Regions from separate parts of the Mus musculus genome. Here region 1 is linked to region 2. Evidence: chromatin loops called from intact Hi-C (ENCODE). Cell type or tissue: heart. All regions are shown on one strand. Links, peaks and the distances in the headings refer to the core of each region. The heading gives the core; the rest is flanking DNA. Region 1 overlaps Rsbn1l (round spermatid basic protein 1-like). Region 2 overlaps Gsap (gamma-secretase activating protein).

Region 1 (9,122 bases), core at 267-8,266, 350 kb after region 2:
CCTTTTAAAAGTTGATGTGGCGCCCACCTAGAGCCAGTGTCTTGTAAGGGGTCAGGTGCCCTGGAACTGAAGATACAGACAGCTGTAAGCTGCCATGTGGGTGCGTGTGGGTGCTGGGGAGTGAATCCAGGGCCTCTGGAAGAGCGGCCGGTGCTCTTAGCCTCCGAGCCATCTCCCTAGTTCGATTAGTTTTTAAAATTTTTTTTCTGGTAGTGACTGATCTAACATTCTAGCTTATGGGGAAGATACAGTAAAATCTCAGATTGTGGTGAACTTTTCTCCTAATGTTTCTCAACTAAGGTGAGATTAGCTAACAGACTAGAGAGAAGTAGTTTATTTTAGGGTTGTCAGCACTGCTAGGAATAGAACTAAATATAATCCTCATTTCTGGCTTTTCTCCTTGCTCTGGTATATTCCTTCAGTTGATGCTCAAGATACACTTTCTACCTGAAAAATACTATATGTTCAAGATATAGTTTCCATCCCTAGTTCCTAGTAGCATGTTTGGTGTGTATTCTGCAGCATACAGTAGCATGGAGAATAACAATATTTAAATTTTAATGTATGTGTATGAAGGTTATTCCCTAATGTAGCATATTTGAGAATTGGAAATGAAATGTTTTTAGAATGATAAGGTAGCAATAGAACATTCATTACTAGCCAACCCATTTATTTTATTTCATTTTCTCTTACTAAGAGTTTAGGAAATTTCAAAACTAAGAAATCAAATCAAATAAAAAGGTGTAGATAACTGAGACTGTTGTCATTTAGAGTGGGAGTAGCTTTGGGCTCATGAAACCCCATGAGTCCAAAAGATAGCACAGTAGAAAGTGAGCATACGTTCTTTTTCTTTCGAGATTTGTTTATTTTATGTATATGAGTACACTGTAGCTGTACAAATGGTTGTGAACCATCTTGTGGTTGCTGGGAATTGAACTCAGGACCTCTGCTCGCTCCGGCCCCTGCTCACTCTGGCCGGTGAGCACACTTTCTTAGATCAGTTCTATTTCTAGTCTCTTGTTCTTCCAATAAGAGCTGTTCTGTTTTTGTTGTTGTTTGTTTATTCTGAAATAGGAACTCATGAAACATGGGGTGGCCTACCTGGTTTCTCATAGCTAGCTAAGGTTGGGATTAAATTCCTGGGTGCCTTGCCCTACCTCCTGATTGCTGGAGTTACACGTGCTTAGCACATCTAGTTTTAAAAGCTGCGTTTCTTAACCTTATTCCTTCTAGGAATTGATTCCTCTTTCCCTAAATCTTTTAGTGAAGGATAGAGTGTACATGGAAAAGTATGCACATTAGAGATGAATATTCAGAAAGTGAGCAGACCCATTCAGTTCAAAACTGAAAGTGACTAGAGGGCTTTCTTGAACTAGTCTTTAGCACTATCTGCTAACCCCAAGTCCTAACACATAAATATGTACAGTTTTATGAAACTATTATCTCATGTGTATGTGTGTGTAGAGTGTGTATGTGTACTGTGTGTGTGTGAAAGAGCCTGTGGAGGTCAGAAGAGGCTGTTGAATCCCCCGAGCTAGTTGGACATGGCTGTGAGCTGCAGTGTGGGTTCTGGGACTTGAACCCTAGTTCTCTGAAAGAGCAGTGAATGCTCTTAACCATCAAGCCATTTCCCAGCCCACACATAAACATCCAGGTAACTAACCATTATACTGAATTAAAACAAACATTTTTACATATTTTGAACTCAGATTTTTGAAGTCATTTAATGATACATATATTGTTACCCTTTTCCTTATAATATTGTTTATGGCATCCGTCTTGTAGATAGCAATGTTTGTTTTCTTACTGTTTGTAATATTCCACTGTAGGAATGTGCCATAATTGTCCTGATTACCTACTATAAGTGGACATTTGAGTTGTTTTTCTTTTGGTGTTATTACAGCAGGGCTCTGTGAATACTTTTGTTCATGTGCTTAATGTGCACATGTATTTTTGTTAAGGTATACCTATCATTTGACTATTAGTAAGAAAAAGTGCACAGATATTTAGTTTTGATAGATTAATGACAGTTTTTAAAAAACTCTTGATATCAGTTTCTCTTACAGTCAGCGTGGACCATACTTTTGGTCCATCTTTTTTCATTTAGCCATTGTGGGGACTCACAGTACTATCTCTCTGTAGTTTAATTTAAATTTTTCTGATGACTGTGTGCCAGGCACCTTTTAAGTATTGTTGTATAGTTATATACTGTCTTTGGTACAGTTTTGTTCTACTCTTTTGCCCATTTTTTTTTTAAACTTGCTTTTTTCCTAACTAGTATCTTAAATAAAAAATAAATTGTAGATCAGTCTTTTTGTTCAGCCAAATAATATTCACTTGGTGTCCTGATTTATCATTAATAATGGCTTTTGATGCCTAAGAGTTAAGTTTAATCTAAAATATAATTTTTCTCAATTATGACTAATGTATTTTGTGTCCTATTTTAAAAATCTTTGCCTACCCCAAAGACAATGAAATATTCTTCTGAATTTTCTTCTGGAAGCTGCTTTTTCTTGCACGTTTAAATCTAAACTTCATCTCAGATTGGTTGCATAGCAGGATATAAAGAACAGGATTTGGGCTGGAGAGATGGCTCAGCAGTTAAGAGCACTGACCTCTTCCAGAGGTCCTGAGTTCAGTTCCCAGCCACCACATGCATGGTGGCTCACAACATCTGTAATGGGATCTGATGCCCTCTTCTGGAGTGTCTGAGGACAGCTACAGTGTACTCTTCGCATATATAAAATAAATAAATAAAATCTTAAGGGCATGCCTGTGATCTGAGTCCTCAGGAGGCTGAGGCAGGAGGATTACCAGTATCAAAATTAGCATGGCTGCATAGTGTAACTCTGTTTTTAAAAATTCAGAGCGTAAGCAAGGTTGATAGTTGTAAACACAGCAGGCATGCAGAAGACTTAGCATGAGCTGAAGAGATGCCCACTCCTTGGCACACTATATTTTCTCCTTGTTGGTGAGCCAGTTGATCATACATGTGGGTCACTTCCTGGGCTTTTATTCTATTGTTCTTTTTATTATTAATCACCAGGGAAACACATTCCAAACCATGGATCCATTTCACTCCATTTAGAATGGAACAGGGCCTGAGAGATGGCTTATTGGGTAAGGACCCTTGCCATGAAGTCTCAAAAACATGAAGCAAAGGAGAGAAGTGTTGGCCCTGGACTGCCACATGCATGCTGTGGGGCATATTCCTCTTCCACCTTCAAGTAAATATGTAAACGTAACTTAAAAGTATGTGTTTTTCTTTTAAACCTTAAAAAGTACAATAATGGCTATTATAAAACAAAAGGCAACAAGTACTATTGAAGACAGAGTAAAGAAAATCCTTATGTACTATTGGGGAAAACGTTATTAGCAGTGCCATTAGTTAAACTGTGGTATGGAATTCCTTAAGTATGTCAAAGTGAAGCCCTTGTTTTCACCTCGTGTGGTCCTGTGGCCCCACAGCTCAGGCGGTATATCTGAAGGAGAGTGTGGTAAGTCTCTGCACTGATCTGTATTCTAGCATTGTTTACGATAGCTGAGAAAGGATAGAGAAATACAGACGTGCTATAAATGAAGTCTGTCATTTACTAAAGCATTACATTCAGTGAAATAAGTCAGGCAGATCGGCCCCACAGGCCTCTTGCCTGGAACCTAAAAAGTTATTCTCAGAAGCTGAGTGTAGAAAGAATGGTGGTGAGCAGTGGTAAGAATACTGGACAAGGAATGTGGTAAGGGTCAGTCAGAGAGAACGTTACAGTTGGCTAGGGTTAAGAAGAACTTGCATGGGGCTGGAGAGATGATGGCTCAGCAGTTAAGACTTCTGGCTGCTTTTCCAGAGGTCCCAAGTTCAATTCCCAGCAATCACATGGTGGCTTCTAATCACCTATAATGTGATCTGATGCTCTCTTCTAGCATGGGGGTGTATATGCAGATAGAGCACTCATATATATAAAATAAAGTGCTTGCACATATCTAATCTATTAGAGGCAGGTATCAGAGGCTGTAATTGGGAAAGTATATTTTTCTGTCATTAATTAAAAAGTGAATTTTATTGAACTTATGGCTATTTTAAAAATATAATGAATAAAGTGGCTGAGGAGCTGTCTTAGGCCTTAAGGCGCTTGCTGTGTAAGCGTGAGGACCTGAGCTCTGTCTCTCGCAACCATGGTGGCAGCACACTCCTGTAATTGTAGTCCTGGGGACGGGCGCGGAGACAGGAGGATCCTGAGCAGTTAGCAAGCCAGTCTGGCCAGATTGAAAAGTCCAGCTTCTGTGACAGGTAAAGAATGATTATGACTGAGGTAGACCCCTCCTCCCTCCGCCACTTTTCTATCATTCGTTACCATTCTTCTGTTTGAAAGTATGTGCTAAATATGGCATGGAATGGCTCCCCCTTGTGGCACTTTCCTTTATGTCCATGGAGGTTAGATTGCATCAGTAAGAATGTGATGACCAGGGAGATAGCAGGTAAAGCGTCTTAGTTAGGGTTCTATTGCTGTAAAGAGACACCGTGAGCAAGGCAACTCTTATAAAGGACAACATTGAATTGAAGCTGGCTACTGGCTCTGAGGTTCAGTCCATTATTTATTATCCTGGAGGAAAGCATGCCAGTGTCCAGGCAGGCATGGTGCTGGAGGAGCTGAGAGTTCTACAAGGCAAACAGAAGACTGTCTTGGGGCAGCTAGTAGGAGGGTCTCAGTGCCCACTCCCACAGTGACAGACTTCCTCCACCAAGGCCATACTTCCCAGTAGTGCCACTCCCTGGGTCAAACATATTCAAACCACCATAGGAAGGCATGCAAAGCTTGATCCCTGGCACCTACCTACATGTTTCAAGGAGAGTCAGCTCCCATGGGTTGTCCTGTGACTCCACGGTGCATGCTTGTATGTACCTTGGCATATTTACATATATTCTAATCCCTGCCCCAAATTCCCCTTCCCTTCCCACAGACATACACACACTAAAGTAATGTGATGAGCAACCCACTTACTGAAAGTAAGGCACTATTCCCTCAACAGAGCATTACTGAGACACAAGGTCCTCTGCCGTACTCTGCTGGCCTGAAGATCCAGCATTTAACCTATACGTCTGTTTACTCTAAATTGAGCTGATAGACAAGTTTAAATGTGTGTGTCTTTATGGATTACTATTCAGAAGAACTTTTAATGTCTTGGGGTGTTGATAGGGGCACCGAAACAACTACAGATAAACAGATTTTGAAATAAAAAATACTTTTTGCATTCCTAGACCAAATACGGTTTATTTGCTATGAGCATACATGGGAACCTCTAATGCAGAAAGGTTTTTCTAAAATTACTTGATTATAGAAATGTAGTTTCAAGGAATATACTTTGGGAAATAACAGGTTGTCTCTTGTAAGCTATTTTTCATGTTCTAAACCCTCATCGTTTTGCCCTCCTGTTGGAGTGATCTTTCTATGCAACACAAACAGCCTTGAGTCTTAGGAGCTCTCTGTTCCTGATCTCCTTTTACAGCAGGTGCAGTTTTGTTATGTGTCGTGCAGGTGTTACAGGGGTTGCTCTTTTACCTAAAGACTGTATGAGCAGAGATTAATAGCTTTGTAGTTCAAGTGTAAGTAATTCCTTTTATTTATCTAATATTTCAGATATTTTGTTAGTCTTTTTTAGAAACAATATAGGAGGGAAGTAAAAGGGCAGCATTGATAATCTTAGCTTTTTAGAGGGAGACTTCAGGGGAGAGTTAGATTGAGCATGGTCGGGTGGGGCCTGAACTGGGAGGTTTGCATATTTGCATGCTAGACACTCTACCAGCTGAGTTTCGTCCTGCATTTCATTTGTATTTTTAAATGAGTTAAGATGCCCAGCATTAGGCTGGAGAGATGGCTCAGCAGATAAGAGCACTGACCACTCTTCTAGAGGTCCTGAGTTCAATTCCCAGCAACCACATGGTGGCTCACAACTATCTGAAATGGAATCTGATGCCGTCTTCTGGTGTGTCTGAAGATAGCAACAGTGTATTCATATAGATTAATAAAAGTAAAAAAGTGCTCATCATTTTTTATCTGTTCATGTTATATGTCTTCGAAATGGCACCGTGTAAATACAGATTTTTGCAAATATGACTATGTGTATCATTCTTGTCTTTATGCTTTTTTTGAGATCTATCTACCCCCTGCCCAAATATAGAGGAACTATAGAGATAGATTTTAGTAAAGATGCAGTCTTCACGGAACATGTACACTATACCTTACCTCTGGTTTCTGTCCCTGTGTGGTCTTAGTGATGTGACACAACTCCCTAGAGCTGCTGCAGCTGTGCCTGCCTGCTACTTGTTACTACTCCTCCCCCATTCCAGATCTGTGCGCCTTATTCTTTTGATGTGATCTGAAAGACTTAGAACTGTGCCTGAAGTAGGAGTACCTATCTACAATGGGGGAGCTACAGTCTTGTGACATTTCTTTTAAAAATATTTAGACTCCTCTGATCCTTACCTTTTCCTTTCTTGGGTCAGTCATAGTAGGGACTATCATGGGTGGTTTTTAGAGAATCGAGGTTTTATTTTCATGTTGTATTATTTAACTTTACTGTAGTGAGTAAATTTTGAATGTCACATTGTTACAATAAAATGGGGGTCACTAAAATCAAGAACCATGTCTATTTTTATGAAAAGCACATGCATTTTGTTGTTTATTTGCTGTTCGTATGTTTTTACTAAGAGGTAAATACTTTTTCACCTTGAATAAATACATCATTGTTAATATTTTATCATGGTCAAAACTTCAAGTGACTTTTTCTACCTAATCCTAATTTCCTATGGATTTGTCTGGTGGGTTAAATGTTGCACTTCTTCATTTTAGGTTGGATTAATAAAGCATTTTAATCAGTGAAGTGATCATTGTCATTGAAGCAGCCAGCTCCAGTCAGATCAGTTGATACAGTAGAATAATGATACCTTTTGCACTGTTAGTCCTAACAAGTTTTACCCATTTTTTTTTGTTAATGATACATTAATTCATTTATAAACACACAGATATTACTTTACAAGGGCTGAGTATTAATGTTTTTAATAATTCTGGTTTTCTGTTATTAGCCATTGTCTTTTAAAACTTACCACTGGTTAGCAACGCTCTCTCCCTTTTTCAGCTGGCCTCAAATTCCTAATGCTCTCTCTGTTCCACCTCCAGGGCTGGGTTATGGATCTGTACCTGGCTCAACCTCTGCCCCCTTTGTTTTTTGAAAGATCTTATTATGTAGCTTTGGCTGCCCTGGAAACTGCTATCTAGACCAGGCTAGACTCAAACGCATAGAGATCTGCCTGCTTCTGTCTCCTAAGTGCTAGGATTAATGGTACGCACCACCACATCCAGCCTTCTTCCTCTTTTCTGTGGAGTGGAAATAGTTACCTGACTATAAAAACATTACATGACAGTGGTGTAGAAGACAACGTTTTACTTTATTAGAAAGAGAAATTATTTCAAATATATTACATTTACATACTAGCTAAATTGACTTTAGACAGTGTTCTTTACTGGTGTCTTTTGAATAAGGCATTTAATTCCTGCATTTAGGACAAAAAGCTCATTTGACTTTGCTATTCAGGTGTATTAATCAAACTCATGTCTTTGGGAAAGCTTGTATCAAGTTACACTTACTACTTTAGAAGTATTCACTCATTGAAAAAGAAATTTTAAAGGCTGTTTTTCTCCCTCTCATGCTAAACCATATACATTACTTAATGAGTCATTGTTAATTCTTTGATGTAGTAAAGAAGACCACATCTCATTTTCCACAATTTAATAATGTCTTAGTATTTTTGTCTTTTTGTTTGTACATGGGTACCAAGATTCATTGGTGTTTAGAACTGATTAGTGACTTAGGTGATATTTATATATCTGATTTAAATAAATGTATGCACAGGAAATTTATTTGCCTGTATGACATAGAAATATTACCTCACTAAAATGCCTTTTGTTACCTTTTAAAACCCTTGCAGAATTTGTGTCTTATAGTGTAAGTTGATTTTACTTCTTGTCTTGTCTTCCCTTGCCTCTTACTCTCCACTGTGTGGGAATCAGCCCCAGTATGTTACAATGGCGAGGCAAGGGCTCTTCCTTAGAAGATCTGGACCCTAGCCCGAATCCCACTATTTAGTAGCCTTACGATCTCTCAGGACTAATGCTGTCACAGGCAGATCTCAAACCGAGGACGGGAGTGCAGAGTCATTTAACAGAGGTTTGTGTTGTATTCTGGTGTGTTCACAAGCGTTCAGATTGGTAAGCTTCCTTTGTTAAAGACTGCTTTACTGAACCACATTTATGGCCACGTTTCCTACTGTGATGCTGTTAGTGCATTTCAATTCCTAGGGCCTGAGAGTGGTGGAAAGTTAAGTTTAAACTTTTAGTTTTGTTCATATAGGGTAGTGGTTCTCAACTTCCCGGATGGTGCCACCTCATGTTATGGTGACCCCTAACCATAAGATTATTTTGCTGCTGTTTTGTAACTATTATTTTGCTACTATTATAATAAATCATGATGTAATATGAAGGATATATGATATGTGGCTTGAAGGGGGTCATGACCCACAGGTTGAGAATTGCTGACATAGCGCTGATAGGACCTTTTAGGAGAGAAAAAGATGAGACCCTGACTATAAGATGGAGTACAATTTATACATTTTGTGACTTGGGGTTTGGTTTGTTAATCTGAGAAGTGAATTTTTAATAAATAATGAAAAGTTAAACTTGGAATACTTGTAAATAAACTTAATGTTGAGTATAATAAAAACGTAAAGAATCAGTACTTGATGATGATAAAAACAAAATTCTGATGTCAATTATTCTAGCATTATAGAATATTTACTATTGTGTTTCTTAAACTATGTGGGTTGGAAGTAAGGTACTTCACATATGTTGATACTACGCTACTGCGATTGTATAGATTTATAACATCACAAAAGCTTGCCCATCTAGGGTTGCCTGCATTGTAGACTTAGTTTAACCAAGGGTCATCCTGGGCAAACTAAACAGTTGATCTTCTACATATGGTGGCCACAAAGTCTTGCTTCAAAAAAAAAAAAAATTGAGATTTTGCTCAAAGTTTGTTAAGAAGCTTAAAATAATTCACCTTTTTAGTGT
Region 2 (9,122 bases), core at 707-8,706:
TGGTGAGTGCCATCATGGTGATGTCTGTAGATATGGGGGTCTGGTGAGTGCCATCATGATGATGTCTGTAGCTATGGGGGTCTGGTGAGTGCCATCATGGTGATGTCTGTAGATATGTGGGTCTGGTGAGTGCCATCATGGTGATGTCTATAGATATGGGAGTCTGGTGAGTGCCATCATGGTGATGTCTGTAGCTATGGGGGTCTGGTGAGTGCCATCATGGTGATGTCTGTAGATATGCGGGTCTGGTGAGCGCCATCATGGTGATGTCTGTAGATATGGGGGTCTGGTGAGCGCTATCATGGTGATGTCTGTAGATATGGGGGTCTGGTGAGTGCCATCATGGTGATGTCTGTAGCTATGGGGGTCTGGTGAGTGCCATCATGGTGATGTCTGTAGCTATGCGGGTCTGGTGAGCGCCATCATGGTGATATCTGTAGATATGGGAGTCTGGTGAGTGCCATCATGGTGATGTCTGTAGATATGCGGGTCTGGTGAGTGCCATCATGGTGATGTCTGTAGATATGTGGGTCTGGTGAGTGCCATCATGATGATGTCTGTAGCTATGGGGGTCTGGTGAGTGCCATCATGGTGATGTCTGTAGATATGCGGGTCTGGTGAGTGCCATCATGGTGATGTCTGTAGATATGCGGGTCTGGTGAGTGCCATCATGGTGATGTCTGTAGCTATGGGGGTCTGGTGAGTGCCATCATGGTAATGTCTGTAGATATGTGGGTCTGGTGAGTGCCATCATGATGTCTGTAGATATGGGGGTCTGGTGAGTGCCATCATGGTGATGTCTGTAGATATGGGAGTCTGGTGAGCGCCATCATGGTGATGTCTGTAGATATGGGGGTCTGGTGAGCGCCATCATGGTGATGTCTGTAGATATGGGAGTCTGGTGAGCGCCATCATGGTGATGTCTGTAGATATGGGGGTCTGGTGAGCGCCATCATGGTGATGTCTGTAGATATGGGAGTCTGGTGAGCGCCATCATGGTGATGTCTGTAGATATGCGGGTCTGGTGAGTGCTGAGATTTCCTGGGATTTCCAGCTTCCTGTGTTCTAGAACAAGAGGCTGAACGGGGCTCATGGACAGCCGCAGATGTGGAAACAGTTTTCTGAGAGAAGGAAGCAAGCCAGAGCTGGGAGAAGAGTCGGGAACTCAATGGCAAACGCTATAGGGAGCACTGGGACTTTATATCCTGGTCTATGAGGCCATTTATGTAGCACAGGCTGTCTCATGTGTGCCCTGTTTTATGTCCACCTTGGCAACAGTGGTCTTCTCTCCATTGTACTCTCCTGCCTCACTGGGATCAAGCAGTTTTTAATAATACAGTCTTACCAAGATAAATATATTTATAAATAATTGTCCAGGGCTAGCTACATCTGGCCTGACAGCTGTTGCTTACTGAGGTGACAGTCTTAATAGGATGCACTAAGACAGCTTATGCTCAAAGGGTCCCATATATCCCCTCAAAACAGACGCTGTTGCCTTTGTTAGTGGTTACCCTCCAGAACATGGAGAAAGCAAGCCAGTGCAGACCTGGAAACGTCAATTCCTACTGGCTGACCAAATCATCTGTGTGCACTGGCCAGCTTCCATAGTGTCAGAAGGTGCTACACATACTAGTAGGGGATAAAGTACTCACCAGTGAACCCAGCCATCTAACTCATCTACATACACCCCCACCACTCAGGGGTCATCCCAGAAGAGTGGGCAGAAAGGCTGAAAGAGCAAGCGGGGGTGGAGAACTACTGTAAACTCTGTTTTCCAAACAGGACAGGGCCTGTGCACACATGACCTCATAGCAGCTGTGAATGAGTGCACAGAACTTGCACAAGACCAAGTCAGCAGATCCCAGCATGGAGGAGGGAGGGGCTTATAAGCGCTATCAGCAATCCCTAGTGGCTGGACAAGGGAGTCTGTTTGCTCCAGGGATGCAGCCCCTGTGAGGCTGCCCATATTGCTGTGGATGGGCCAATAGATGAACAATTTGGCAGCACTGAGACGATTCAGTCAGTGAGTTTTAAAGAACCACGTGGAGTTGGGAGGGCAGTGGCTGAGGATGGGGAGGAGGTGGAGAGGAGGGAGGATGGGGAGGAGGTGGAGATGAGGGAGGATGGGGAGGAGGAGGAGATGAGGGAGGATGGGGAGGAAGTGGAGATGAGGGAGGATGGGGAGGAGGTGGAGATGAGGGAGGATGGGGAGGAGGAGGAGATGAGGGAGGATGGGGAGGAGGAGGAGATGAGGGAGGATGGGGAGGAAGTGGAGATGAGGGAGGATGGGGAGGAGGAGATGAGGGAGGATGGGGAGGAGGTGGATATGAGGGAGGATGGGGAGGAGGTGGAGATGAGGGAGGATGGGGAGGAGGTGGAGATGAGGGAGGATGGGGAGGAGGAGGAGATGAGGGAGGATGGGGAGGAAGTGGAGATGAGGGAGGATGGGGAGGAGGTGGAGATGAGGGAGGATGGGGAGGAGGAGGAGATGAGGGAGGATGGGGAGGAGGAGGAGATGAGGGAGGATGGGGAGGAGGTGGAGATGAGGGAGGATGGGGAGGAGGAAGAGATGAGGGAGGATGGGGAGGAGGAGGAGATGAGGGAGGATGGGGAGGAGGTGGAGATGAGGGAGGATGGGGAGGAGGTGGAGATGAGGGAGGATGGGGAGGAGGTGGAGATGAGGGAGGATGGGGAGGAGGTGGAGATGAGGGAGGATGGGGAGGAGGTGGAGATGAGGGAGGATGGGGAGGAGGTGGAGATGAGGGAGTGGCTTTGATCAGGTTGTGTCCTTGAACAGCCTGGTTACTTTCTGGTTTTTGTTTGTTTGTTTGTTTTTTGTTTTTGTCAAAGTGACCCAAGGGAGAGTCATCTAAGAAGATGGAGCCTCAGTTAAGAATCTGCCCTCACCACACTGGCTACTGGCAGCCTGTGGGCATTTTCTTGATTGAGGATTGGCATGGGGGAGGGCCCAGGCTACTGTGAATGCTGCAGTCTCTGGGCGGGTAGTCTGGGGGCCCAGAAGAAAGCAGGCTGAGAAAGCAGGGGTGGGGGTGGGGGTGGGGAGCCTGCTAGTAAATACAGTCCCTCCGTAGCCTCTGCTTCAGTTCCTGCCTCCAGGTTCCTGCTTTGAGTTCCTGCCATGACCCATCATGATGGGCCTTAACTGTGTGTTTGCTATAACTGTACGCTCACTACAACTGTGCCTGCTATAACAGCATGCTTTTCTCCCAGGTGGCTTTCAGCCAGAGTATTGATCACAGTGCAAAACTTAACTAGGGCAATGCATGTATGAAATTCTTTGAATGGTAAATTTAAAAGGAGGGGGGAAAAGGAAGTTAAAAATAAGTGAGAACTAAAAATCCACTTCAATCACACACATACAAATGCTCTAATAGTAAACAGAATGTGGCTGGTGTGCTATTGTTGAAAGGACAACAATGGCTTGACATAGATTTTGGAGTCTCAATAAATTAAGTTCTGTGATATTGTGCACTTTTATTTAGTAACCTGAAAGAAAGGCCTACACAGGCAAGGCCCCTTCTCTCAGAGATGGAAAAGTCTTGGATCCTTAATAACTGAGATGTATTTCCAGGGCAGGTGAGAAGGCTGGGGTCAGGTCCCACTCCTTATCTTTTCTTTCTTTATAGTAAACCTATCTTACTTAGTCCTTCTCCCTAGTTTGTTTTTTTATAATAGCAATAATTTAAACAATAATTATTCTTATTCTTCGTTGTCGCCACCACATCATGATCATCGGGCCAATCCTGCAGTCTTCTCTCCACAGCCTTTCTATTTTCCTACATCTGGTCATGAAATCCAAGTGCCCAAATCAGAAAACTAGTCGGTGTTGTGGTGCCATCTAGTGGTCAGTTTGGCTATGGGCATGCCTGCTTTGCCACAGCAATCCACCTTGGAATGATTTACCTCAATCTTGCTTTTAGGACCAATACTCTTCCTCCTCCTCCTCCTCCTCCTCCTGCTCCTCCTCCTCCTCCTTCTCTTCCTCCTCCTCCTCCTTCTCCTCCTCCTTCTCCTCCTCCTCCTTCTCCTCCTCCTCCTCCTCCTGCTCCTCCTCCTCCTGCTCCTCCTCCTCCTCCTCCTGCTCCTCCTCCTCCTGCTGCTCCTCCTCCTCCTCCTGCTCCTCCTCCTCCTCCTTCTTATTTTTAAAATCTTTCTCTTTATTTAAAAACACTTGGGGGAGGGCAGTAAGATGGCTCAGTAGGTTAGCCTGCTGACCTGAATTCTATCTCAGAGCCACACAGGGTGGAGAGAGAAGATCGATTCCCACAAGCCCTTGTGTATCTGCACACCCACACAGACAAACTCACATATATGAATGAATGAATGAATGAATGAATGAATGAATGAATGAATGAAATTTTAAAGTTTGTTTTTTATCATAGTCTTGAGTCAACCAAGAATAACAGAAAAAGTTGTGAGCAGGCCCATGAGCACCCTTCAAAGGCAGGCACTAGCGTGCCCGGGTGAGATAGAGTGTGCGCGCACAGAATATTCCTGGGGGCGTTGATTATATACCTTGTACTAGACCACGCAAGGCTGGGAAGCTCTTCCCGGGTTGTGTAATTAATTATAATTATGCATAATTAAGCAGTTGCTGAGAAAGAAAAGACTCATCCAGAAAGCCCCATTGACACAGCTGCCTGGGGAATTGCCCATGCACCTGTAAGCAACTTCTCACCCAGGTGCTTATAGGTGGTCCAATAAACACATTGGTTCACCAAGCTATACTTGGATAGAATTATTTCTTTAGATGCCCCATCTGAAATGACCAGACACTTGCCCATATCTATCCAAGAAAAGTCACACAGCAGAAGACAGATCTGTATTTTAAACAAAACAAAAATTAAAACTTAGTAAGAAATAGTGTTAATCAAAGATCCCATAAATGTTCCCATTTGAGCGGAGAGGATTTCTGGAGTCTGTTGATCTATTATAACCTCCATGTTCTCTTACTGTTGGTAAACACCTCAGCAGACGATTGGCAACACAATGTTTAATCTGCCCACATTCAGAGATGACTGCAGATCGAAAGGCCTGTTTGGGAGACTGAAAAACACAGAGCCCAGGGAAGTAGAACAGAAAGAAGGATGAAGACAGTATGTTCAATGGGAGGCTTGGTGAGTGAACAAAGCTGCAAGGCCAGAATGCAGACCGTGGCTTTGGCTTAGCCTTGGAGAGCTGAGAGAAGATGAATAGTCCTTTGTTGTCTGCGCTGGACAGCGGCCCCCAGCTTGTGTTTGCCAGCCTCAGCAGCCGTTAGAAACCACGCCATCTGCTTGGATTTAACGGTTTTGGGGGTGGTCTGAAGCCTTTTGAGTTTTTCAGGTTTCTGGGATGATCCTTGTGGACCATGGCTCGCAGTTGAAAACATGGTCTGAGCCTGTCCTGGGACTGCAGTCAGCCCACGACAGCGAAGGCCGATAAAGACTATGTGTACAGACTTGTGAGTCGGTAGAAACAGGAGAGTTAGAGAATGCCTTTCTGCGAGGAACCCCAGAGTCTAAGTGAATGCCGACCTGCTCATTGGCCCAGAGAATAAAAGCAGGGTTTATTTTTTTATTTTACTTTTTAAAAAAATGTTAGATGCTGCACCTTTGACGGAGAAGGAAAAGAGAGTAGAATGTGTGCATCCCCACCCAATCAGCCCAGCCCAGCACCGCAGCTCGTGGTTTGGGATGTGGCCAGGGCACTCAACTGACACTTGACTAAAGGGGAGTTGAGAGAGCTCCAAATACTGTCCCCGTAAAGGACAATGCAAAATGAGAGCCACACTTCTTAAGACACACTCACCAGCTACTGGAAAAGTGTAGCCTTTTGTTTATTTTGAGGCTCTCTCTATGTAGCCCTGGCTAGCCTGAAACTCACTTTGTTGACCAGGTTGACCTCAAGCTCAGAGTTCTGCCTCCTGAGTGCTGGGGATTCAAGGTACACACTACCATGGCTAGCTCCCAGTGTTCTTTTAAAAATACAGAAAATGAGGACTAAAGAGATGTCCCAGCAACTTGCTTGTCTTACAGAACACCTGGGTTCAGCCCCCACAGGGGACAACTTGATATTGCTCCAGCCCCAGGAATCCAAGGGGTCATCTACCTGCATGCATCTACTGTACATACAAACATACAGGCACACACAGATACACATGAATTAAATAAGCCTTTAAAATTATACTAAAGGTCTTTGTGGACAAAGTATCTATAAGCTTAGCTAGTCCTTGGGGGTCTGGCTTAAGAAGCAATCAGAAACCCGAGGAATGGCCAGGAATCATTTTCCCCCTGCACAAAGGGGAGTTTCAACTTTTTCACTTTGGAAGGAAGAAAATTATTCCCATCTCTTCTTCAAAAATCACCTCCCTTTGTCTCTGAAGATGCCATAAAGCAATCACCACACACAACCAGTCACAACTATCAATTACACAAAAGGACCAGCTACATTAAGGAATTTGATCCAGAAACAGAGCAAAATGAGCCTGTGGTAATGGCTCATCTGCAAACCACTGCCAGCAATAAACATCTGCCTCTCACCATCAGTGTCTCAAAGACACTGGCTTTGGTCCTACCTCTGTTGATTAATCAGCATCTTGGGAAGGAGGCCCAGTCTGAGAGACCCCTTTACTCTCCGTACAGGACAAAGAGCAGGGCTAACATGTCAGTCTTCCTAGGATCTTCAGTGACTCGCATCTCGGGACCCATTTCTGCTTGCTCTCCAGAGAAACCCAGCAATGTGTGCATCATGTCTACCATATATAAAGTGCAATAGCAAATGTCTTTGTGGACAGAAGTTCGAAAGGCAGCATCTAAGAGCGTTATGTGGGAGCATCCCCACAGGTGGCAGACAACTGAAATTCCCGAGGCTGAACACTAAGAGAGCTGCAAGCACACAGCTATCTCATTCAAGTCTCAGGATATAGCTAAGCTTCCTCCTGCTCCAGGATCCGGCAAAAAGTCCACTTCCCTGACCCAACTAGGGAGTTTTATCAGCCATTCTGTTTTGGTTTTTTTATAGGCTGGACAATTTTAAATGTAATCTATAATTATGGCCGTCTAACTCACATTTAGCTTTCTTGAAGCTCAGAGTGACTGATAAGAAAGGAATAGAAATAATTTTCTAGCTGGGTCTGGTTCTCAGCTTTATAGCTAGTAGGTAGGGAGTCTGGCTATCCACCCTCTACAAAAAATGGCAGGAATTAGCTCACTGCTCCGAGGCTCTATGAATGATAAATCATGCTGCTTCGTGGTATCATAAAATTATGTTCACGACATTAATGGAACTCTCACTGTAACTAATTCACTCTCCCAGGACACAGATGCAATCCAAACTTTAGAAAATCCTAACCCCACCCCCACCCCCAGAACCAGCTTGGAACAGGGCTTCCTTTTCCCCAGAGCAACAGCTCTAAAGGCTCAGAGCAGCGAGCTGTTACATTGTGGATGTGCCAGTATTTCAGATTGCCAGCAAACAATGGTATCTGTCTGCACGGTGGAATTAGTGCCTTCTGTGCTTCTTGCCCTGTCTAGTTAAAGCAGCTTCCAAACATGTTGAATGAAGAGGTACAAGCAAAGTCTGGATAAAGAGCCCAGGTGGCACCCTCCACCAGATGCTCAGGAGGTGGCAAACAACCTCTTCCCAGCTGCTCAGTAGCCCTGTACCTGAAAGACTGCAGGAGTCACAGCTCATGCCCTAAGCAGGAGGGAGTCACGTCTTCCTGGCCTTCCCAGTCTCCAGGTCAGCTACTCAGGAATCTCTGAACACGTGATTAAATAAATTAACAACATCTGATTTTGAGCCAGGCATGTGGTGCACACTTGGAATCTCAGCCCTTGGGAGGCTGAGGAAGGAGAGACAGAGGAAGTGGGGAAGAGAGGGAGGGAGGGAGGGAGGAAAAAGAGAGAGACAGAGAAACAGAGACAGAGAGACAGAGATAGAGAGACATAGAGAGAGAGAAAGAGAGAGAGACAGAACTACTTTGGTAAAACTGCCCAGTCCTCTACTTGAAGCAGACTCTCTTCTTTACCCATATATTTGAGTAAGCTATAGTTTCCCTCTTTGGTTTCCTGTGGTTAAATAGTTTTCGTGATTTCTCTTCTCACTATAAAATTAGGAGCTATTTTTAGCCTTTTACGCAAGTTGCTGCTTCCCCTGGGCAGCCGATAGCTTACTAAGGATCAAAGCCCTCCTGAGGAAGGTCAGTCTTGACAACATTTCTTTACAGCATCGTCCTTGTCCCGTATGGCAATTTTTAAAAAAAACAAATAGAGCTTTTAAACATTTTTAAAAAACGTATCTGCATGTTTGCCTGCAGGTATATAGGTGTATGTGTACCGCATGCGTGCCTGCTACCTGGAGAGACCAGAAGATGGTGGCAGGTCCTTAGAACTGGAGCTACAGACAGTTGCGAAACACCATGTAAGTACCGGGACTGAACCCAGGTCCTCGGAAAAAAACAGCAACTCTTTTAACCACTGAGCCATCTCTCTAGCTCCCTCCCCAAGACATGCTTTTTATATTATTTTTAAGATTATTTGGTAAGCCATTTACAAAGAGAGGAAGCTTTTTGCCTTAAGCAGGTGTACTTGCCCCAACATGTCCCCAAGTCAGCTCCTATGAGGCACCATCAACTAATGGCTTGTAAATGACGAACATTTGTTCTCCAGTTCTTGAAACTGGGACACCGTCCTGTCTTCCTTGTGACATCATAAGGTAGGAAGCATTGAGCTTGGTTTCATTATTTTAAAAAAACAATAATGACCAATCCAAATCATAAGGCCGTAGTTGTCCCCTCCTAAAGCCATCACACCAGGGATCAGGACTTCAACATCTGAATCTGAGGGGACACACCTGGACTCCAACCCTAGACTGAGCACATGTCACATCGGGAGGGGCTGTTCCATCTCACATTGTCCTCCCTTCCTTGACTTGGCCAGGAGAGAGGAGGTGTAGTCAGAGTACACTTACTAATGGTCAGTAAGTAAGCCAATTAGGACAAAAGACAAAAAGAACTTTCTTGTTACCCTTCTACTTTTAAAATGAAAACACACAATGTTGATAAGGTTGCAATAAACTCCTACCTAAATTCTTTTGTTCTTAGATTTATGTATATGTAT

The links. A loop is a pair of places that touch in the nucleus more often than their neighbours do. Peaks named below come from ENCODE experiments on the same cell type or tissue, not always from the same donor. Only the 100,000 strongest peaks of a DNase experiment are listed, where the experiment ranks them.
Region 1: a loop joins it to region 2, with 3 times the contacts of the local background. A loop is called at or near these places in 7 of 42 quality-filtered maps.

What each region holds. Positions count from the first base shown.
Region 1 is chr5:20,909,142-20,918,263 of GRCm38, reverse strand. The region is part of intron 3 of Rsbn1l (round spermatid basic protein 1-like); the gene reads left to right. Among named protein-coding and RNA genes, the nearest start is that of Tmem60, 31 kb to the right of the region's middle. In heart, for the core only: CTCF peaks have their summits at 2,703 (motif pointing left) and 4,409 (motif pointing left); a DNase peak (open chromatin) is centred at 4,403.
Region 2 is chr5:21,259,970-21,269,091 of GRCm38, reverse strand. All of the region lies in intron 19 of Gsap (gamma-secretase activating protein), which reads right to left. Among named protein-coding and RNA genes, the nearest start is that of Gsap, 78 kb to the right of the region's middle. In heart, for the core only: CTCF peaks have their summits at 1,913 and 3,855 (motif pointing left); DNase peaks (open chromatin) are centred at 1,851 and 3,861.